Linked DNA regions of Homo sapiens: region 2 is linked to region 1. Evidence: chromatin loops called from intact Hi-C (ENCODE). Cell type or tissue: heart left ventricle. All regions are shown on one strand. Each heading gives the region's core, and the rest is flanking DNA. Links, peaks and the distances in the headings are about the cores only. Region 1 has its middle 58 kb from the start of MIR8071-2. Region 2 overlaps FAM30A (family with sequence similarity 30 member A).

Region 1 (11,222 bases), core at 1,668-9,667:
CTCCTCACTCAGCCCTGGACCTCCTCACTCAGCCCTGGTCCTCATCACTCAGCCCTGGACCTCATCACTCAGCCCTGGTCCTCATCACTCAGCCCTGGACCTCCTCACTCAGCCCTGGACCTCATCACTCAGCCCTGGTCCTGGTCACTCAGCCCTGGACCTCGTCACTCAGCCCTGGACCTCGTCACTCAGCCCTGGACCTCGTCACTCAGCCCTGGTCCTCATCACTCAGCCCTGGACCTCATCACTCAGCCCTGGACCTCCTCACTCAGCCCTGGACCTCATCACTCAGCCCTGGACCTCCTCACTTAGCCCTGGACCTCGTCACTCAGCCCTGGTCCTGGTCACTCAGCCCTGGTCCTCATCACTCAGCCCTGGACCTCATCACTCAGCCCTGGTCCTCATCACTCAGCCCTGGTCCTGATCACCCAGCCCTGGTCCTGATCACTCAGTCCTGGTCCAGATCACACAGCCCTGGTCCTGATCACTCCATCCTAGTCCTCATCACTCAGCCCTGGTCCTGATCACCCAGCCCTGGTCCTGATCACTCAGTCCTGGTCCAGATCACTCAGCCCTGGTCCTGATCACTCAGCTCTGGTCCTGATTATTAGATCCTGATGCTAGTCACTGGGCACTGGGCACTGGGCCCTGATCCTAATCACTGAACCCTGCTCCTGATCAATGAACCCTGGCCCTGATCAAAGGGCTTTGCTCCTGATCACTGGGCCCTGGTCATGCTGTGTTCTGGTCCTTACCCCTGAACTCTGGTCCTGATTACTGAGTCTTGGTCCTGATCCCTGAGTCCTAGACTTGATCACTCAATTCCAGTCCTCATCAGTGGGCCCTGGTCGTGATCACTGAGCCCTGATCTGGATCACTAGGCTCTGGTCCTAACTCAGTCCTGGTCTGGATCGCTGAGTCTTGATCCTGATCACTGGGCCATGTTCTGGATCAATGAGCCCTGGCCCTGATCACTGGGCCCTGGTCCTGCTAACTATGCTCTGGTCCTGACCACTGAGCCCTTGTCCCAGTCAACAGTCAATAACTGAGCTCTGGTCCTAGTCAATAGTCAATCACTGAGCCCTGGTCCTGATCACTGGGTCCTGGTCCTGATCACTGGGTCCTGTTCTTATCCCTGAATCTTGGTCCTGATCACTGAGCCCTGGCCCTCATCACTGGGTCTTGTTCCTAATCACTGGGCTCTGGTTCTGACCAATGGCCCCTGGTTCTGGTCCCTGACTCCTGGTCCTGATCAATGGGCTCTGCTCTTGACTTCTGAGTCCTGGTGCTGATCATCCAGTCCTGGTCCTGATCACTGGGCCCTGATTCTAATCACTCAGACCTCCTTTTGATCACTGAACCCTAGTATTTATCACTGAGCCCTGATCCTGATCGTTGGGCCCTATTTCTGGTAACTGAGCTCTGATCCTGACCACTGACCTCTGTTCCTAATCACTGAGCCCTGGACCAGATCACTGGCCCCTGGTCCTGATCACTGGCCCCTGGACCTGATCACTGACCCTTGTTCCCGATTGCTGAGCCCTGGACCTGATCACTGAGCCCTGTTCCTGATCACTAACCCCTATTCCTGATCACTGAGCCCTGGTCCTGATTACTGAGCCCTGGACCCAGTCAATGACCCCTGTTCCTGATCACTGAGCCCTGGACCAAATCACTGAGCCCTGGACCAGATCACTGGGCCCTGGTCTTGATCACTGGGCCCTGGTCCTGATTACTGAGCCCTGATCCTGATCACTGGGCCCTGTTCCTGACCACTGAGCCCTGGACCAGACCGCGGATCCCTGTTCCTGATCACTGATCTCTGGTTCTTTAATTATGCATATTCATTTTGAAATCTGATTCCTTTTCTGAGCATGTATCAGTCTGACTAGACACTGAGTCCTGTCTGATTTCTGAGCCTTGGCCCTCATGAGTAAGTGACCTGCAGTGGTGGAGGGAGGCCTCCAGGGGAGCCGAGACCCTCTCAGTGCATGTACTCACTGGTAGATGAAGAAATGACCCCAATGACTTGCTCCATTTTTCCAGGCTCAGAGGGGTGTGTAGGCCCCAGGAGGACTTGGTGGCGAGAAGACCAGCCCAGGCCCTGTGAGCTACACCCAGCCCCAGCCCCTAAGGGGTCGCCAGGTCTCGACTTAGCACTGGGGAGGGGGTACAGTACAGGAGTGGGGACAGGAAGGTGAGGGGAGGCCATGCCGTTTGTATTCTCTTGCTTTTCTCTCTCTCCTGAAGCCTCTTGAATAGACCTGCAGAAATACCCAAAATAGCCCTGTGGGGTGGCTGAGTCATTGTGAACACAGCCCAGGTCAGGTGTTCCAGCCAGAGAACTGCTGTTCTGAGAAACATGCCCCAAAACCGAGACCTGGCCAGGTGTGCCTGGGGCCTGAGCGAGGGGCTGCAGCCACAGGTAGGCCCAGCCCCAACCAGCCCAGGGTCAGCTAGGGCTTTCCAGGTCCAGGGTTAGGCAGAGGTCAGCCAGGGTCAACCATGGTCTATCTGAGGGGAGAGACAAGAGACACAGAGACATAGAGAGAGAGAGAGACAGGGATGGGGAGAGACAAGAGAGACAGGAAAGGAGAGACAAAGACAGACACAGAGAGAGAGATGGGGATGGAGAGAGATAAGAGACAGGGACAGGGAGGGACAGAGGCGAGGCCAGTGACAGAGACAGAGTTACAAGAGACAGAAAGAGAGAGAGATGAGATGAGAGAGATAAGAAGAAACGGAGACAGAGATGGGAGAAAAAGAGAGGAGATGGGAACAGGGAAAAAGAGACATGGAGACAGACATGCAGAGAGAACACAACAGAGGCAGAGAACACACAGGGAGAGAAAGAGGCAGCAAGATGGGCCCAGGAACTCAGCTGCAAGCCCCTCTCACACAGTCACTCTCACAAACACACACCACGACTATTATACAACATTCACACACAAACACACAGAAACATACCCACGCTCACAGCCACACACTAAGTCACTGTCACATCCATACCCACACTCACACCCAAACACACATGGCCCAGGAGCAAATGGGGAGACCTCAGCCTGCAGCTGGGAGCGGCCGAGCGGGCGCTGGGCCAGAGTCGGGGCCTGTCTGTGGGTGGGGGGCACGGCAGCACGGGCCCACCTGCACCTACAAGGCCTGGCCCCCGAGGTCACTGGGCCACCACCCAGCCCTCGCCCTGTTCCCCGTCTGTGCTGGCCGGGGCAGGACTCTGAGCCTCCAGGAAACCTGCAGATCCACACAGGACCCGGAACATCGGGCTGGGGTGGGTAACAACATGGGAGAGGCGGGAGCAGGAGGTCCCAGGACCCTGCGCACTGCGACCCCAGCCCTGGGGGCTGAAGCCCAGGACAGCCTCAGGTCTCCCAGGAGGGACTGGACAGTGGGGGATGGTCAGAGAACAGGAGAGCCAGCAGGGTGCAGCCCGAGGACAGGGATGGACGCTGGGAGGTCAACAGGACAGGGGCAGGGGCCGTGGAGTGGGCGAAGGTCCTGGAGGGCCTAGAGAACCTGTGGGTCCGTGTTTGTGGGAAGGAGGCCAGGAGCAGCCCAGAGTGGCCAGGCTGGCAGGGGTGAGGAGGTGGGGGCAGTGAGGTGAGGGTGACCGAGCCAGTGAGGCCTCTGGCCAGGGAGGGGACCTTGGCTGGGCTCTGACTGAACCCAGGGCTCCTGGAGAAGGGGCCCCAGGCGGGGATGAGGATGTGGGCATCTGACTCCATCAACAATGGGGCTTCCAACACGCACAGCCTGGGCCTCGGAGACCTGGGCCCTGACCCGCCTCCCCCTGGCACTGGGCCGGGTGCCGTGTGTGGTCCCCAGTCCCCGCAGCACCTCCCCCACACTGGTCACGTTCCAGGGCCCCTCTGAAGCACCTGCTGTGAGGGGATGTGGGGAGGGGACAGGGACTTGGGCCTGAGCTGCCGGGTCGGGGGGGAGTCGGGGACCCAGGCTCAGCGTGTGGCTGGGGACCAGACAGATGGGGATGGAGGAGGACACGCCCTGTACCCACTGCCTGCCAAGGGGCTGGACCCACGCCCAGTCTAGGCCATGTCCCCCGAGGCCTGTGAACCTTCACTCTGAGCCACTAAAACATTCAGGAGCTTTGAAAGCAGCCCCCGTCCTTGTCACTATGCGATGACTCTGAGCATCACGCTGTCCCTGCTGGATCCACCCTCCAGCCCCAGCGAGGGAGGCTGGGCCCCGGGCAGCAGGTGGTGAGGGCAGCGGGCACAGCCACCCTACAGCACACACAGGGTCTCAGGGACGCGTCCACCACAGCCCGTGCACAGGCTCCTCACGGCACTGAGTTCACCCGGGGCGCGGGCCGTTTGTCCTCAGGAGTCCCGCTGTACCCTCCGCCCCCAGCCCTGTCCTGCTGAGGCTGCAGCTGGGTCCCGGGGCACAGGGCGGCCCTGAGCACTTTGTCATCTTGGTCCCTGTCGGGTGGGCTGCTGGCTGTCTGTGGAGCTGGCAGAGCCGCGGTTCAGCCTTGGAGGCCGGTCCTGGGGCCCAGCAGCCGTGGGGAGCACTGCCCAGTCCCGTGCCCACAGGGAATCACCTGGGCTGAGGAAGGGCCCACACGCCGACGGGATCGGGGTCAGGCAGCGCACGCCTGGCACCGAGATCCCACGTCCCGAAGTGGGGACACGGCCCAGGGGCACTGTTCCGGGAGGGTCTCAAGATGGGGTCTCCTATTTCAATCTTCACTCCTTCTGCACCTGTTAGCTGGGAACCTTCTAGAAGGAGGGGTGTCCTCAATCATGGGGTGGTTGTGAGCTGAGCACAGATCATGCAGGAAGGTACATGGCTTCTCCTTCACCAGGAAAACAGTGCAGAGAGACAGAGACACAGAGACAGAGACAGAGTAACAGAGAAAGAGAGACAGAGAGAGACACAGAGACAGAGACAGAGTAACAGAGATAGACAGAGAGACACAGAGACAGAGACAGAGTAACAGAGATAGAGAGACAGAGAGAGACACAGAGACAGAGTAACAGAGAAAGACAGAGAGACAGAGACAGAGACAGAGTAACAGAGAGACAGAAAGAGACAGAGACAGAGTAACAGAGATAGAGAGACAGAGAGAGAGATAGAGACAGAGGCAGGCACAGAGATAAGAAAGATACACAGAAACAGAGAGAGACAGAGATAGATAGTCACTGTCACATTCATACCCACGCTCACCTGCTCACACACTCACACACTCACCTCACACTCACACACACTCTCACACTCACAGTCACTTACACTCACACACAGTCACACACACACAGTCACACACACACTCACAAACACACTCACACACTCACACACACTCTCACACACACACTGAGCTTCCCTCAGGCCCTGTCACTTCCGATGGGGCCTACGGCCTGTCTAAGCCTCTGGGCCACCAGCCCCTGGCTCACCGGTGTGTGCCCACCACACCCCGCCTTGGGGGTCCCCTCTATGAGCTGGGCACATGCCCTCCGCTCTGTTCATGGCTGGCCTGGGGGAAACAGGGCCCACCCAAGGCCTGGCTCAGGGAAGGCCTCAAACACACATGGCCCAGGAGCAAAGGGGCAGAGCTCAGCCTGCAGCTGGGAGCGGGCAGGGGTAGTGGAGTGGGCAGAGGGCCTGGAGAACCTGCAGGGCTCCGATGTCTCTGGGAAGGGGGCCCAGGAGCAGCTCAGCGTGGCTGGGCCGGCAGGGGCGAGGAGGTGGGGGCCGTGAGGGAGGGGTGACTCGGCTGTGTGGGGTGCCGGGGGACACGGGCTTTGCTCCGGCTGAGCCCAGGCAGTGGCGAATCCCTGAGCTGCCAGGAGGAGAGCAGGGCCGGGGTCAGGCAGAGGTGGGCCGCGGGGCCGAGGGCTGCGGCCGGTCGGGAGCAGTCGGTCGGTTGAGGGCACCATTACATGGAGGGCTGTGAGACGGGAGACCCCATTCCCTTCATTCCTTGTGCACGTGTTAGTGAGGAAACTTCTAGAAGGAGGGCATTGCTCGTAGTGGGTGAGTGTGAGCACAGATCATGCAGGCTGGCGTGCTGCCGTGAAGTGCCTCTCTTTACTTTCCAGACCTCAGCATGGCAAGCCCGTCCTGCGCCCCAGGGTCTTTCTGGAGTACACGCCGCGCGGTCCTGGTGGGCACCATACCTGGCACCCACGCTTTGGCCGGGCCCGAACCTTGCGCCCTCCCAGCCCCCATGTGGCTCTCCCTTGGCCATACTGGCCTTTTGCCAGTCCTCCTACCTCACCCTAGGGTCTGCCTGGCCCTGCCCTCCCTTCCTAGCCCCCCAAGGAGGCTGGAGGGCACCCCTGCGTCCACCAGCAGCAGCTCCTCATGGGCGAGTCTCCTTGGGCCAGTGACACATAGTGTGCCCCGATGGTGCCACGGCAGCCTGGGCCCTCCGCCTTCCTGCTTGGCAGGCACCCCCGCTCCCTGCACCCTCACCGGGGCACCTGTGAGCCCTGAGGGCCAGTGGGGGTCTCACTGCTGCTCCCTCCCACAGCCTAGCCTCGGGCCTCAGGGCTCTGCATCCAAGCGGCCCAGGGCTCCCTGCGGTCTCAGCCCGAGTGGGCCTTTGAGCCTTCGCGTTCTCTGCAGGGTGGGACCTGCCCAAGGGCTGCTGAGGGCTTCCCAGGGGTCCTGTGGGTCCCACCTAGGGGCAAGCTGGTGAGGAAAGTGGGTCCTGCCATGGCGGCCGGGTGGGCTGAGTTTTCGGCATCTCTGGGCCCAACAGCAGGTCCCTGGAGCGGCGCCCACCCCTCCCCCAGGCAGGTGTGAGGGCTCTGATCTGTTTCTCCTTGAGTGACTCATTCTGGGCAGACTTGGCCCTCAGGGCACATGCAAATGGTTGTTTGTTCCACACCGAAAACATGTTTCTTGCCCTCTGAGGCTGTTTCCAGAAATAGCTTGCACGATTCTCCACCTGCAGCTGCAGCCGCCACCCACCCAGTGTGGCCAGGCTGGCCCAGGCCTCCAGATTCGGGGACACCCCCCGCCCCCTCCCCCAGCGTGGCCAGGCTGGCTCAGGCCTCCAGATTCGGGGACACCCGCCCCCTCCCCCAGGACAGGCCCACTTGGGTTACTGACACTGGGACCACCCTGCAAACGTCAACTTTATTGAATTCAGTGGTTCTGAACTTGTTGCCATCTTTGGGACCAGGACCCAGGGGCAGCCCCCAGGTTGGCAGGAAGGGCAGGGGAGCCAACGCTGGCAGGGCCCCCAGCCAACCCCCACCCCAGAAGCCCCAAGGAGGCTGAGCGGAGGTGGCCCTGGTGGCCTGGGCACAGGCAGCCCGATTGGTACAGGGCCGGTCTGGTGCAGGCCCGCACCTCCCCCACCCTCATGGCCTGGTGGTCCCCACTGTACAGAGAGAACACTGAGGCTCAGCAGGGCCAGGGACATGGCCTGAGGTTACATGGTGATGGGGGCTGGGTCTCCGGGCCTGGGGGCCGTGGTGGGTGCAGCACCCGGACTGCGTGGGCTGTGGCCTCCCTGCTCCCAGCTCTGTCACACCCGTCTCCATCTGAGCCTCCAGCTCCATCTTTCCCGCTGTCCCTGTCTCTGGCTACCCTTCTGTCTCCCTGTCTCTCTGCCTCTCTGAAGGTATCTCCCTGCCCGAATCTCTGTCTCTGTCCCATTGTCGGTGTCTCTGACTCATCTCTGTCAAGCCCGTCTGCTGGGCTTTGTCCCGCCATCTTGCCTGTCTTGGCCTCTCTCTCTTTCTGTGTGTCTCCGTCGGTGCCTCCTTTCTCCATCCATCTCTCCCCCGTGTCTGTCTCTATCCCTCCGTCTCTCTTCCCGTCTATCCCTCCCTCTGTGCCTGTCCCTTTGCTGTGTCCCTTTCTTTGCCTCTGTCTCTCTGTCTGTCTCTTCGTGTCCCTGTGTGTCTCTCTCTGTCTCTCTGCTTCTATCTCTGTCTTTCTGTATCTCTGTCTATATCTCAGCCTCTTTGTGTCCCTGTGTGTGTGTCTCTCTCTTCTCTGTCTTTCCATGCCTCTGTCTATATCTCTGTCTCTCTGCCTCTGTATCTCTGTCTGTCTGTTCGTGTCCCTGTGTATGTCTCTCTCGGTCTCTTTCTGTATCTCTGTCTATATCTGTCTCTCTCATCTGTCTCTTCCTGTGTGTGTCTCTCTGTCTCTCTGCCTCTGTCTCTCTCTCTCTGTCTCTTCATCTCTGTCTCTGCCTCTGTGTCATTTTGTGTGTGTTTCTCTATGTCTCTCTGTCTGTGTCTCTTCCTCTCTGTAGCTCTCCCTCTCTCTGTCTCTCCTTATACCTCTCTTTCTCTCTCTCTGTTTCTTTCTCTGTCTCTTTTTGTCTTTCTCTGTCTCTCTGTCTCTGTCTCTTCCCCTCTATATATCTCTGTCTTTCTGTTGCTGTCTGTCTCTGTTTCTCTTCAGCCCTCTCTGTCTCTCTTTGTCTCTGTCTTTCTCTGCCTTTCTAACTCTCTTTCTCTGTCTCTCTGTCTCTATCTCAGTCTCTCTTCTTATCTCTGTCTCTATCTCTCTCTGTCTCTCACTCTCTGTATCTGTCTTTCTCTTATCTCTATTGCTCTGTCTCTATCTCTGTCTCTCTCATCTCTATCTCTGTCTCTATCTCTCTTTCTGTCTCTCTGTATCTCTCTGTATCTCTGTCTCTGTAACTCTCTTTATCTCTTACTGCCTCTGTTTCTCTCACTCTGTCTCTGTCTTTCTTTATCTCTGTCTTGGTCTCTGTCTCTCTGTAACTTTATCTCTGTCTCTCTGTTTCTATCTCTGTTTTTCTCTGTCTGTCTCTGCCTATATCTCTGTCTCTCTTTATCTGTCTCTCTGTCTCTGTGTATCTCTGTCTCTCTGTAACTTTATCTCTGTCTTTTTCTGTCTCTGTGTCTGTGTGTCTGTCTCTGTGTCTCTGTTTTTCTCTCTCTCTCTCTCTGCCTATTTTTCTCTCTCTGTCTCTGTCAATGTCTCTTTCTGGATCTGTGTTTCTTTCTCTCTGTCTCTGTCTCTCCATCTCTGTCTCTATCTATCTGTCTCTCTGTAACTCATCTCTGTCTCTATTTGTGTCTGCATGTCTCTTTCTGTGTCTCTGTTTCTCTCTCTGTTTCTGTCTCTTTGTTTCTCTGTCTCTGTGTCTTTCTCTCTGTCTCTGTCTGTATCTCTGTGTTTCTATTTCTCTGTCTCTCTCTGTCTCTGTCTCTCTCTTTCTCTGTTACTCTGTTTCTGTCTCTGTGTCTCTGTCTCTCTGTAACTCCTCATCTCTGTCTCTATTTGTGTCTGCATGTCTCTTTCTGTGTCTCTGTTTCTCTCTGTCTCTGTCTCTCTGTTTCTCTGTCTCTGTCTCTGTGTCTTTGTCTCTGTCTGTATCTCTGTGTCTCTATTTCTCTGTCTCTCTTTCTCTCTCTGTCTCTGTCTCTCTGTCTTTCTCTGTTACTCTGTCTCTGTCTCTGTGTGTCTCTCTCTGCCTCTCTGTCTTTCTCTGTTACTCTGTCTCTGTCTCTCTCTGTCTCTCTCTGTTACTCTGTCTCTGTCTCTGTGTCTCTCTGTCTGTCTTTCTCTGTTACTCTGTCTCTGTCTCTGTGTCTCTCTCTGTCTCTCTGTCTTTCTCTGTTACTCTGTCTCTGTCTCTGTGTCTCTCTCTGTCTCTCTTTCTCTGTTACTCTGTCTCTGTCTCTCTCTGTCTCTCTGTCTTTCTCTGTTACTCTGTCTCTGTCTCTGTGTCTCTGTCTCTCTGTCTTTCTCTGTTACTCTGTCTCTGTCTCTGTGTCTCTCTCTGTCTCTCTTTCTCTGTTACTCTGTCTCTGTCTCTCTCTGTCTCTCTGTCTTTCTCTGTTACTCTGTCTCTGTCTCTGTGTCTCTGTCTCTCTGTCTTTCTCTGTTACTCTGTCTCTGTCTCTGTGTCTCTCTCTGTCTCTGTCTTTCTCCGTTACTCTGTCTCTCTCTCTGTCTCTCTGTGACTCTATCTGTTACTCTGTCTCTGTCTCTGTGTCTCTCTGTCTCTCTTTCTCTGTTACTCTGTCTGTGTCTCTGTGTCTCTCTCTCGTCTGTCTTTCTCTGTTACTCTGTCTCTGTCTCTGTGTCTCTGTCTCTCTGCACTGTTTTCCTGGTGAAGGAGAAGCCATGTACCTTCCTGCATGATCTGTGCTCAGCTCACAACCACCCCATGATTGAGGACACCCCTCCTTCTAGAAGGTTCCCAGCTAACAGGTGCAGAAGGAGTGAAGATTGAAATAGGAGACCCCATCTTGAGACCCTCCCGGAACAGTGCCCCTGGGCCGTGTCCCCACTTCGGGACGTGGGATCTCGGTGCCAGGCGTGCGCTGCCTGACCCCGATCCCGTCGGCGTGTGGGCCCTTCCTCAGCCCAGGTGATTCCCTGTGGGCACGGGACTGGGCAGTGCTCCCCACGGCTGCTGGGCCCCAGGACCGGCCTCCAAGGCTGAACCGCGGCTCTGCCAGCTCCACAGACAGCCAGCAGCCCACCCGACAGGGACCAACATGACAAGGTGCTCAGGGCCGCCCTGTGCCCCGGGACCCAGCTGCAGCCTCAGCAGGACAGGGCTGGGGGCGGAGGGCACAGCCGGACTCCTGAGGACAAACGGCCCGCGCCCCGGGTGAACTCAGTGCCGTGAGGAGCCTGTGCACGGGCTGTGGTGGACGCGTCCCTGAGACCCTGTGTGTGCTGTAGCGTGGCTGTGCCCGCTGCCCTCACCACCTGCTGCCCGGGGCCCAGCCTCCCTCGCTGGGGCTGGAGGGTGGATCCAGCAGGGACAGCGTGATGCTCAGAGTCATCGCATAGTGACAAGGACGGGGGCTGCTTTCAAAGCTCCTGAATGTTTTAGTGGCTCAGGGTGAAGGTTCACAGGCCTCGGGGGACATGGCCTAGACTGGGCGTGGGTCCAGCCCCTTGGCAGGCAGTGGGTACAGGGCGTGTCCTCCTCCATCCCCATCTGTCTGGTCCCCAGCCACACGCTGAGCCTGGGTCCCCGACTCCCCCCCGACCCGGCAGCTCAGGCCCAAGTCCCTGTCCCCTCCCCACATCCCCTCACAGCAGGTGCTTCAGAGGGGCCCTGGAACGTGACCAGTGTGGGGGAGGTGCTGCGGGGACTGGGGACCACACACGGCACCCGGCCCAGTGCCAGGGGGAGGCGGGTCAGGGCCCAGGTCTCCGAGGCCCAGGCTGTGCGTGTCGGAAGCCCCATTGTTGATGGAGTCAGATGCCCACATCCTCATCCCCGCCTG
Region 2 (11,222 bases), core at 1,996-9,995, 240 kb before region 1:
GGCCCCAGGGGCACAGGGATGGTGCATCTGCCTAGGGATGCCTCCTCATGCCAGGGGGTGGGGGTTAGTACCATCGGCCCTCAGGATTTGTTGCATGAATGAGTGAATGGGTGAATAAATGAAGGGGATCTGATCTATGAATAAGGGTATATAGACTTTGGTTGATGTAGGACGCCAAATGCTGGAATTTCAGAGTCATCACACCCAGGGGCCCTGCCTCTGAGCTCCTCTTTGCATCCAATCTGCTGAAGAACATGGCTCTAGGGAAACCCAGTTGTAGACCTGAGGGCCCCGGCTCTTCAATGAGCCATCTCCGTCCCGGGGCCTTATATCAGCAAGTGACGCACACAGGCAAATGCCAGGGTGTGGTTTCCTGTTTAAATGTAGCCTCCCCCGCTGCAGAACTGCAGAGCCTGCTGAATTCTGGCTGACCAGGGCAGTCACCAGAGCTCCAGACAATGTCTGTCTCCTTCCTCATCTTCCTGCCCGTGCTGGGCCTCCCATGGGGTCAGTGTCAGGGAGATGCCGTATTCACAGCAGCATTCACAGACTGAGGGGTGTTTCACTTTGCTGTTTCCTTTTGTCTCCAGGTGTCCTGTCACAGGTACAGCTGCAGCAGTCAGGTCCAGGACTGGTGAAGCCCTCGCAGACCCTCTCACTCACCTGTGCCATCTCCGGGGACAGTGTCTCTAGCAACAGTGCTGCTTGGAACTGGATCAGGCAGTCCCCATCGAGAGGCCTTGAGTGGCTGGGAAGGACATACTACAGGTCCAAGTGGTATAATGATTATGCAGTATCTGTGAAAAGTCGAATAACCATCAACCCAGACACATCCAAGAACCAGTTCTCCCTGCAGCTGAACTCTGTGACTCCCGAGGACACGGCTGTGTATTACTGTGCAAGAGACACAGTGAGGGGAAGTCAGTGTGAGCCCAGACACAAACCTCCCTGCAGGGATGCTCAGGACCCCAGAAGGCACCCAGCACTACCAGCGCAGGGCCCAGACCAGGAGCAGGTGTGGAGTTAAGCAAAAATGGAACTTCTTGCTGTGTCTTAAACTGTTGTTGTTTTTTTTTTTTTTTTGGCTCAGCAACAGAGATCATAGAAAACCCTTTTTCATATTTTTGAAATCTGTTCTTAGTCTAATGGAGATTCTCTAATATGTGACAATGTTTTTCTCTTGCTGTTTTTGGAATTCTTTGTCTTTGACTTTTGACAACTTGACTTTTGACAGTGTGCCTCAAAGAAGTTCTATTTTGGGTTCTGTGAACCTCCTGGATCTGGGAAGTTTTCAGCTATGATTTCATTAAACGTGTTTTCTACACCATTTCCCTACTCTTTTGGAATACCCATAATGCAAATATTTGTTCACTTAATTGTGTCCCATAAATGCTGGGGATTTTCTTCATTCCTTTTTACTCTTTTTTTCTTTTTATTCATCTGCCTGAATTATTTCAAAAGATCTGTCTTCAACTTCAGAAACTCTTTTGCTTGGCCTAGTCTAATCTTGAAGGTCTCAATTGTACTTTTAATTTCATTCATTGAATTCTTCAACTCTGGAATTTCTGTTGGTTCTTTTTTATGATACTTATCTCTTTGTTGAATTCCTCATTCAAATGATAAATTGTTTTCCTGATTTCACTGAATTTTCTATCTGTACACTATTGTATCTCCCTGAGTTTCTTAGAGATTATCCTTTTGAATTATTTTTCTGACATTCTGTATATTTCCTTATGATTGGGGTCTGCTACTGGAGAATGACTGTTGTCTTTTTCAGGTGTCGTGTTTCCTGGCCTTTTCATGTTTTATGTGTTCCTACGTTGATTTCTACACATCTGGCGGACCAGTCATCCCTTGCAATTTAATGGAGTAGGTTTTGCAGGAAAAGACTTCCTAGTACAGACGGGTCTCAGGGTGTCAGTGTGGCGGGGCGTGCTGGCTTTAGTTCTAGGTTGACGCAGTAGCGTAGTCTCCATGTCGTTTCTTCAGCTGCCGTCCACATTGGTGACGTTTGCGAGTGTCTCAGTGGCCTGGGCTGAGAGGTTTGTGGCAGTGGAAGTGCAACGTTGCTAGAGGTGGACTCACCAGGCTGTTTCTGAGGTCGGGGCACATGCATGCACATGGTGGATTGACCAACTTGGTGCCAGGCTCACTAGGGTTGGGGACATGGGGCTGTTTCTCAGGCCCAGGATGCAAACACAAGTCTCTTTGGCTGGCCTGGGGGTGTGGCTTCTGAGGGCAATCCACAGGGCTGTTTCTCAGGTTCAGGACACAAGTGCATGGCCGCTCAACTGGCCTGGGCATGTGTCTCCCAGGGCCACCCCATGGGCTCTTTCTCAGACCCAGGACATGGCCACATGGCTTCCTCAGCTGGCCTGGGTGTGTGTCTGCTGGGGGGCTGCAGGGGCACAGGGTTATTTCTCAGGCCGGGGTCATGGGCGCACAGCTGCTTGCTGGCTTATAGGAGTGCCTGCCAGGGGTGGCCCATGATGCTGTTTCTCAGGCCTAATTTCAGGTGCAGAGCCTTTGGGCAGGTCAACGGCATACCTGTGGAAATTGGAGTGGATGCCACAGGGCTATTTCTCAGGTGCCTGAGTGTGGGCACATATCCACTCTGCCAGCCTGGAGTTAGTATCAGGTGCTCGGTGGCTCAGGGGCCTCTCCTGCTCAGGGGAGGGCCCTCAGCAGCTTGGCCAAATCAATGGTGGATTCACCCTGGGCAGGCCTGGCAGGCTCTTCCTCCAGCTGGATGTGCAGCAGCAGGGGTTGGGTTTTTTGCTGTGCAGGGCCAGAGTCACGGCCAATCCTCAGCCTAGGCTCTGCACAGCCAGGGTTGTGGCATTCAGCCACCCAGATATGGGCATCCTGAAGATGGAGCCCCAATGCTAGAAAGGGGCAGTGGCTACCAGCCTCAGGGCAGGATGCACTCCAGAGGCGGCTCCGGTCTCAAGGTGGCGCTGGGCTGCAGCAGCTAGGCTCACAGTGGATGAATGGGGGCAGGGAGTACACACCTTGTGCTCCTAATCTGGGATCATTCCTGGCAGCTCCCAAACTTGGCTGAGGGCTTGCAAAACCTGTGGAATTCTCCTGTTGCAAGGGCTGTAGATGTTTGCAGTGGCAGTGGGTGCTGGCGGGAAATCTGCTTACCTTTTCCCTACATGGGAAGTCCCTCCTGTGTCCAGACCAATCCGATCTGGGTGGGGAAGACAAGGCTGCAAAGGCCAGGTGCCTCCATGCTGCCCTCCGATCACCACGGGTGCGTTTCCACACCTCCACTGCACTCCGTCAGTCTCCCTTCAACACTCCAGTCAAACCTTAGCTGTTTCTTCTTTGCCTTATTCCTTCCTCATGGGGAGGGTGTGGGTGAACACCAGGCTTCTCTAAGTTCTTCATCCATCTTGCTGATGTCATTCTCCATCCAGGCATGGGTTTTTAAGAAGTAGTGAATACTGAAATTTCAGCAGAGGACACCTCTATAAAAATTCTGCAACTGGAAAACCTCCTTAAATTGGCTGATTGTCATTACAATTGGAGGAAAACTGCCAATAATTTCAAATTTAGAAGGCTGAGACTCTATAAACAAAGACTAACAATATGTTTTCTGATATTTTTCCCCAAAATAATACTTTTCCAAGACGAAAATTTTTCCAGGGTATATAAGCACATGTGCTCCAATGATACAACAAATACTTACTAATCATAAGCAAATACCTTAAATGTCTTATAACATCTTTCACACAAAAGCTGTTGCATGTCTATTAGCTAAAAATTCTTATGTCTCGTCCAGATCATGCAGCATGAGCAAAGGGATTTTTGACCTTCAAAAGTCTCAGTACTAACTGAGGACTTTACACAAATTGGAAATGGTCACCTGCATTTCATGGTGGTGGTGGGGAGCTTTTGCACTGGAAAATCCTTCTGTAGAGAAGATTCCATTATCTTGGTAAAATTACATAGTTTTATTTTGCAGATTGGGATTACCAACTGATAAAGGGTTACTGATGTGGAAGTTTTCCTACTTTATTCTCCTATTAGGTTCCTATGTGATATGGTTTGGCTCTGTGTCCCCACCCCAATCTCATCTCCAATTGTAATTCCCATGTGTCCAGGGAGGGTCCAGGTGGGAGTGATTAGATCAAGGGTGGTTTTTCCCAGGCTGTTTTCATGATAGGGTGTTATCATGAGATATGATGGTTTAAAAGTGGCAGGTTCCCCTGCTCTCTCTCTCGCCTGCTGCCACATAAGACGTGCCTTGCTTTCCCTTCACCTTCTGCCATGATTGTAAGTTTCCTGAGGCCTCCCCAGCCATGCGGAACTATGAGTCAATTAAACCTCCTCTCTTTATAAATTACCCAGTCTCAGGTAGTATCTTTATAGCGGTGTGAAAATGGACTAATACACTATGGCTTTGAATTAATAATTTAAAATTTGTCAGCTTGGCAATAAAACATCCTGTTGACATTTATTTTTTAGGTAATATTTTAAATTGGCAGTTTCATTCATGTTTTTACAAATTCTTATTTTCAGGGTGTTTAAGGCCTTTGCTTTGAACTTGGTGGTTCCTTACACTCCATGCTGTTAGTGAAGAGGGACCAGGTTGGGAGGCATTGGTTTGGGTGGTGGTCAGGAAGGGCAGAGTGATTTGAGTAGGGTCTGAGTGGATAATAGCTCATCAGTTTGGAATTTATAAATGACCAGGGATGATTTAAGGAGATTCCTGCCAGACACCTATGCCATGGCCATGCCCTATCTGGATCTCCAGCCGTGAGATGAGAACCCAGCCATGCGGGGGAGTCTGTTCGTTCTGCTCAATGTTGTAAGTGGCACATGCTATTGGATAATGTAGAATTGAATGGATATCATTTTATTATTATAATTTACAAACTTCCTACAATAAACTTATCACCTTTATACATAGAAACAAATATAAGTACATTTTCCCTCCCCTATGTCATTTTGAGCCCCTCTCTCCAAACCATCCTCCCACTCTGCGACCTCACTGTCCCTGCATTTGGCTATGCTCTGGCAAGTCCCTGCTTAGACAAGCACTCACCAGACCACCCTACTCAGCCTCCCCTTCAGCGCCCACCTGGCCCACCTGCTCAAATACATGTTGAGTGGTCACACACATGGACTGAACACCATCTATTCCATGCACTGCCCCAGTGACCGCACTGAGCAGCAAGAGAGAAATGATGCATTAGCTATCAAGGATGCCAATTCAAATGCTGGAGTCTTTCTCAGATACTTTTCAATGTTCAAGAATTGTTGATTGTGAATTCTATACCCAATGAAACTATCCTTCAGAAATGAGCAGAAAATGGATACCTTCTCAAATAAACAAAAACTAAAAGAATTCTTGCTACAAGATGTACTCTTAAAGACTGGCTAAAGGAAGTTCTTCAAACAGCAAGGAAATTGAATTGATCTTATGTCCTGCACACTTGCTAAATTTCCTCTCAATTTTAGCAGCACTGTTTAGATTCCATAGGATTTTCCATACAAACAGTCATGTGGTCTATATATAGAGACAGATTTTCCTCTTTTCCAGTGGGGATAAATTTATGTCTTTTTCTTTCTGTGTTACAGCAGGTAGGACCTCCAGTACAATGTTAAACAGAAGTGGTGAAAACAGACATTCTTGCCTGTTTCCTAACGTTGGAGTTTGGTCTTTTACTATGGTGTCAGATGTTAGCTGTAGGGTTTTTATAAATGCCCTTCATCACATTGAGGAAGTTTGCTCCTATGCCTAATTTTCTGAGAGTCTTTTAATGTGACACTCATGCTAGAATTTATTAAATGCTTTCTGTCTACTAAGATGATTATGCAGTTCTTATATTAACATGAATAATTACATTTATTTATTCTTTAATATCAAGGCAATTTTGCATTCCTGAGACAAACCCCATTTAGTCATCATGTGTTGTTATTGTTACATATTGTTGGATTCAATTTCCTCAAAATTTGTTAAGAATTGTTACATCTATGTTTACAAGGAAGATTAGTCTGTAGGGTATTTTTTCTTATAATAACTTTGCCTAGTTTTGCAATCAGGGTAATGCTGGACTCACAGAATGAGTTGGGAAGCTATTTCCTCCTCTTCATTTTTCTGAAAGAATTTGTATAAAATTGGAATTATATCTTCCTTAAAGGTTTGCAAGATTTCATAATGAAGTCATTGGCCTAGAGTTTTCTTTGTGGGAAAGTCTTTGTTTGTTTGTTTTGTGGTTTGGGTTTTTTTTTAAGAGACACAGTCTCACTCTGTTGCCCAGGCTGGAATGCAGTGGTGTAATCATAGCTCACAGCAGCCTCAACCTCCTGGGCTCAAGCAATCCTCCTACCTCAGCCTTCAGAGTAGCTGGGACTACGGGCATGTACCACCACACCCAGCTGTTTGTTTGTTTGTTTATCGCTTTGTCTTGTTTTTGAGGTCTTATTATGTTGCCCAGGCTGGTCTTGAACTCCTGGCCTCAAGTAATCCTCATGCCTCAGCCTCCCACAGTGCTGGAATTACAGGCATGAGCCACTGCACACAGACTGTGGGAAAGTTTTTAACTAAAAATTCAATTTTCTCTTCCTTTTCCAGTGAGCTTTCCAGTGTCTTTCAATTAATGTATCTATTTTATCTAAGTTGTTGAATTTATTGTCAAAATTTTTTTAAACAATATTCCTCTCTTAGAGGTTGAACATCTGTAGAATCTGTAGTGATGGCACCTCTTAAATCCCTGATCTTGCTCATCTGTGTCGTCTCTCTTTCTCTAATCAGTATGCCTAAAGTTTAATTTCATTGATTTTCTTAAAAAACTGGTTTTGGTTTTATTGATTTTTTTCCCTAGTTTTTTGTGTTACATTTCATTGACTTCTGCTCTGATATTTACTATTTCCTTTCTACTGCCTACAGTAAGTTTAATTTGCTATTTTCTTAGTTTCCTAAAGTGGAAGCTAAGTTTATTGACTTGAGGCCTTTCCTCTGTCTGGATGCGGATATTTGCTGCTAAACATTTCCCTCCAACACCATGCTGTGAGTTTTAGTTACAGCGGGCTTGGAGTTGGCCTGAGAAATTCTACTTAAACAGCTGCACCTATCATGTAAGTGATAAATGATGTACCTGCCTGGCCCTCACCCCTGGTCAAAGAATGGGATGTACTAATGAGCAATGTTGCTGCGTAGCTGTGGATTTCAAGGTATTTTCTGTGTGGTTTTATCATCAGCATTGTTTGTTGATGACTGCAAGACTGATGATTTGCACCTGGCCTCGGTGAGATCCCCGAAAGACCCTGCAGATGGGCTGGTTACTTAGCAGAAAATATGACAACGTGGCCAGCAGGAAACAGGAAGGTACAATCGGCTGCAGGTGAGCTGTTGGAAGTAAGTTCCAATTTTCCTATTTTGTATTTGCATTTTAATAGTGAGACTGCGCTTATGTTATTTGTGTGAAACAGCTTTATTCATAGCACTGTAATTTAAAGAGAAAACCCATTCATGGGAACAACAAACGACCTAGACACCAAGGTAGCTCATGCCATCCAAGGCTATACTGTGCAGTGATTGGGAAAATGGGCACTGGTCCCAGAAGTCTGATCGACACTCTGCCACTGGCTAGTCCCGTGCTGGGGGGCGAGGATCCACACTCTGCCACTGGTTAGTCCCATGCTGGGGACAAGTATCCACACTCTGCCACTGGCTAGTCCCGTGCTGGGGGGCGAGGATCCACACTCTGCCACTGGTTAGTCCCATGCTGGGGACAAGTATCCACACTCTGCCACTGGCTAGTCCCGTGCTGGGGGGCAAGGATCCACACTCTGCCACTGATTAGTGTTGTGAAGATTTAAATAAAGAACCCACACCATATTCTTTGACTTGTGCTTTCCGTATACTGAGAGATAGTAAGAGTACATTATTATTATTTATAAAGTAAACTAGAAAGCACATGGGAAGACAAGAAGAAAACCTGAATAAACATGAATTACCCCATTTTCCTCAGGAGAAAACTTTCACACTCTGAAGGTACACAAATTAGCCTACAAATTTAATGTAAAGCAAATAGACTGTTGTAGGTACCAATTCTCAATGTCACAGTGTTACATGGAAAGTAAAATACACAAGAACAGCCCAAAAGATGGAAACAATGGACGTGGTCAAATGACATCAGTACAACATCCATATGGTCCTAAGTAGCCATCTTTAAAATGGGTTAGAAATGCCTTCAATCATTCACACAGACACATGCATTGAACAAACTCTAAGAAGTGTTCTTACACGGGAAAAGCAAGTTACAGATGCATGGGCATGATATGGATGTAGATGTGTGTATGTGCATCCCACTCATACACAAAATACCCAGCATCGCCCACATGCCTGCTGTGTGCGTAAGTGTGAGCGAGTGCACAGACAACAGCGTGCAGAAATTCAAACCAAGCTGTGGGTACTTGTTACCACTGGGAAGGGAGTCGGTCACAGAGGGAAAGAGAAACAGGACATCAGCCTTTGACTTCAGAACTGTTCCTGCCTTTTCACATCCTGTGCTGTTTTCAGCATCGTCGGAGCCCTTAACACACATCACGGGAGTAAGAGTGTGTTAGAGGGAGCATTCGGTGGGACAGATATTGCCATGGCTTGTGGATAGAGTTCACAGTCCTTAATAATCCCCGAGATGGCAGCCAAGAGCTACGTTCTCAATCACGCAGCTTCACCCCAGAAACTGACAGAAACCCAACAACCAAAAGGTGTCCATTCTGACAGCCTCAGCCTGTGCTGGCTCAGATGAGCAAAAATGTACAGATATTAATAATGATGTTGATTTGAAGAGCACAGAGGGGGGTATGCATGATAAGGGTCCAAATTTTTACCTTAAAAAAGAATACATTTACTTCTCAATCACCTACATAACGATCATTTTTTAAAAAACTGATCAAATTTGGTGTTACAAGGGCACGTTGCAAATTCTTCTGGCTACTTTTCTCTGACTATTCTAATTACGTTACCGTGTTTTCTCCTGTATGTGCCCGTTCATGTGAATGTCATTTCTGGCTACTTTTCTCTGACTATTCTAATTACGTTACCGTGTTTTCTCCTGTATGTGCCCGTTCATGTGAATGTCATTTCTGGCTACTTTTCTCTGACTATTCTAATTACATTACCGTGTTTTCCTGTATGTGCCCGTTCATGTGAATGTCATTTCTGGCTACTTTTCTCTGACTATTCTAATTACGTTACCATGGTTTCTCCTATATGTGCCCGTTCATGTGAATGTCATTTCTGGCTACTTTTCTCTGACTATTCTAATTACGTTACCGTGTTTTCTCCTGTATGTGCCCGTTCATGTGAATGTCATTTCTGGCTACTTTTCTCTGACTATTCTAATTACATTACCGTGTTTTCCTGTATGTGCCCGTTCATGTGAATGTCATCCAGGCAGATTTCCCAAATCCGGCTTCCTGTAACCAAGGGCTGAAAGAGGGAACGGTTTCCTGGGAATCCTTTTTGCAGTTTATTTTACCCGGAGGCAGAAGCCCACGGTTCCGTGAAGAGTCTATTGCTCTCCCCTCTCTCCTTTTGTGTCTCTATTTTTAATTGACAAAAAAGCAAATGTGAAGATTCCTGGGGTACAATGCAAAGTGACAATGCCTGTCTATATTGTGGGATGATTAAAACAAGGTAAGTGGCATATCCATCACCTCACACACTTATCATTTTGTGGTGAGAACATTTAAAATCTCATCTTTTAGCAATTTTGAAATAGTCATTATTGTTAACTATAGTCACCATGCTGTGCAACAGATCAAAAGAACTGACTCCTCCCATCAGCAGAAACTTCATGCCCTTTGACCAGCATCTCTCCTTTCCCCGTCCACGACTAACCCCCAGCCCAAGAGAACAGCCAACACCCACCTCGCTGCTGCCACACGACATGTCGGGCTTTGATGGGATGGAGGTGAGGGTGGGGAAGACAATTCCAAAGCTGGAGCACTGGCCTCACAGCTCAGACACTCTTCTACTTATCCTGAGAGAATGATGTGCTGAGACCAACTAAACCTCCCCTGCTCTTCCCACATGGCAGAAAAGAGGCAACCCAGGGAAGCCATTGCCAGGACATCATGGTCACCCAACCCTTGTGCAGAAAGGAAGCACCTGCCCAGGATGCCATAGCACCCAACCCTCATCCCCAAGGAAACACAGCCCAGGGCACCATGGACACCCAACCGTCATCCCCAGGGGAGGACACAGCCCAGGGCACCATGGACACCCAACCCTCATCCCCAGGGGAGGACACAGCCCAGGGTATCTTGGACACCCAGCCCTCATTCCTAGGGGAGTACACAGCCCAGGGCATCTTGGACATCCAACCCTCATCCCCAGGGAAGGACACAGCCCAGGGCATCTTGGACACCCAACCCTCATTCCCATAAGAGCACACAGCCCAGGGCATCGTGGAGGCCCGACCCTCATCCCTAGGGGAGGACACAGCCCAGGGCACCATGGACACCCAACCCTCATCCCCAGGGGAAGACACAACCCAGGCCACCATTAACACCCAATCATGTGCAGGGAGGGTGTCCTTGGAGCCTGGGACTCTTGCCAGTGAAGCGGTGGACAAGAAACTGAGGATGCGATCAGCACACAGAAATCTCAGGCAGCCTAGGATACATGAGGCCTCTCACCCCTGGGAACACTGAGCAGCCACCAGGAGCCCACACCTTGAGGTACAGCAGGAGCCATGCGCTCTTGCTCTTGCTCACTCACACTCCTGCACACAGCCACTGACACACGCCCTCGTGCACGTTGCAGATTAACTCCACTGGCCTTGCACTTGCAACGCTGGAGGCTGAGAGGTATCCCCAGGTTCTTTTCTCGTGAGAGGGGCAGGCTGACTTTCACTCTCCTCCATGTGCTAGAGGCAGCTCCACCAACACTGGCTGCCCTGAGTGGATGCACCTGGCTCTGGAATTCCTGTCATTTGCTTTGGATCCAGGAGCCCCTGCCTCATGTAGCTACTTAACAGAAAGGAGGAATCCACCCAGGACATGCCCAGACGGGAGCCTCACAGGATGGACAGTGGTGTCTGGGGTCACGGGCAGCCCTGACCCAGCAGCGCCAGCACCAGCACACCCAGTGGGGAAGGCGGGGAGGCCCAAACGCCACCCACAGTTTGTTACTCCACTGGGTGGGACCCGGCACCCCTGCCTTCCTGACACCCTGGAGTCCCTGCCTCTTCCTAGAG

Evidence for each region. Peaks named below come from ENCODE experiments on the same cell type or tissue, not always from the same donor. Only the 100,000 strongest peaks of a DNase experiment are listed, where the experiment ranks them.
Region 2: it touches region 1 in a loop (4-fold over the local background); 9 of 110 quality-filtered maps call a loop at or near these places.

The regions. Positions count from the first base shown.
Region 1 is chr14:105,692,187-105,703,408 of GRCh38, reverse strand. It overlaps IGH. Among named protein-coding and RNA genes, the nearest start is that of MIR8071-2, 58 kb to the right of the region's middle. RefSeq lists enhancers at 2,145-2,466, 6,755-7,129. In heart left ventricle, for the core only: no CTCF peak of the experiment used is centred there; DNase peaks (open chromatin) are centred at 3,068, 3,508, 4,278 and 5,858.
Region 2 is chr14:105,929,438-105,940,659 of GRCh38, reverse strand. It overlaps FAM30A (family with sequence similarity 30 member A), which reads right to left. Exons shown (of 6, transcript NR_026800.2): 6 at 8,018-11,222. It also overlaps IGH and IGHV6-1. Among named protein-coding and RNA genes, the nearest start is that of FAM30A, 17 kb to the right of the region's middle. In heart left ventricle, for the core only: no CTCF peak of the experiment used is centred there; no DNase peak of the experiment used is centred there.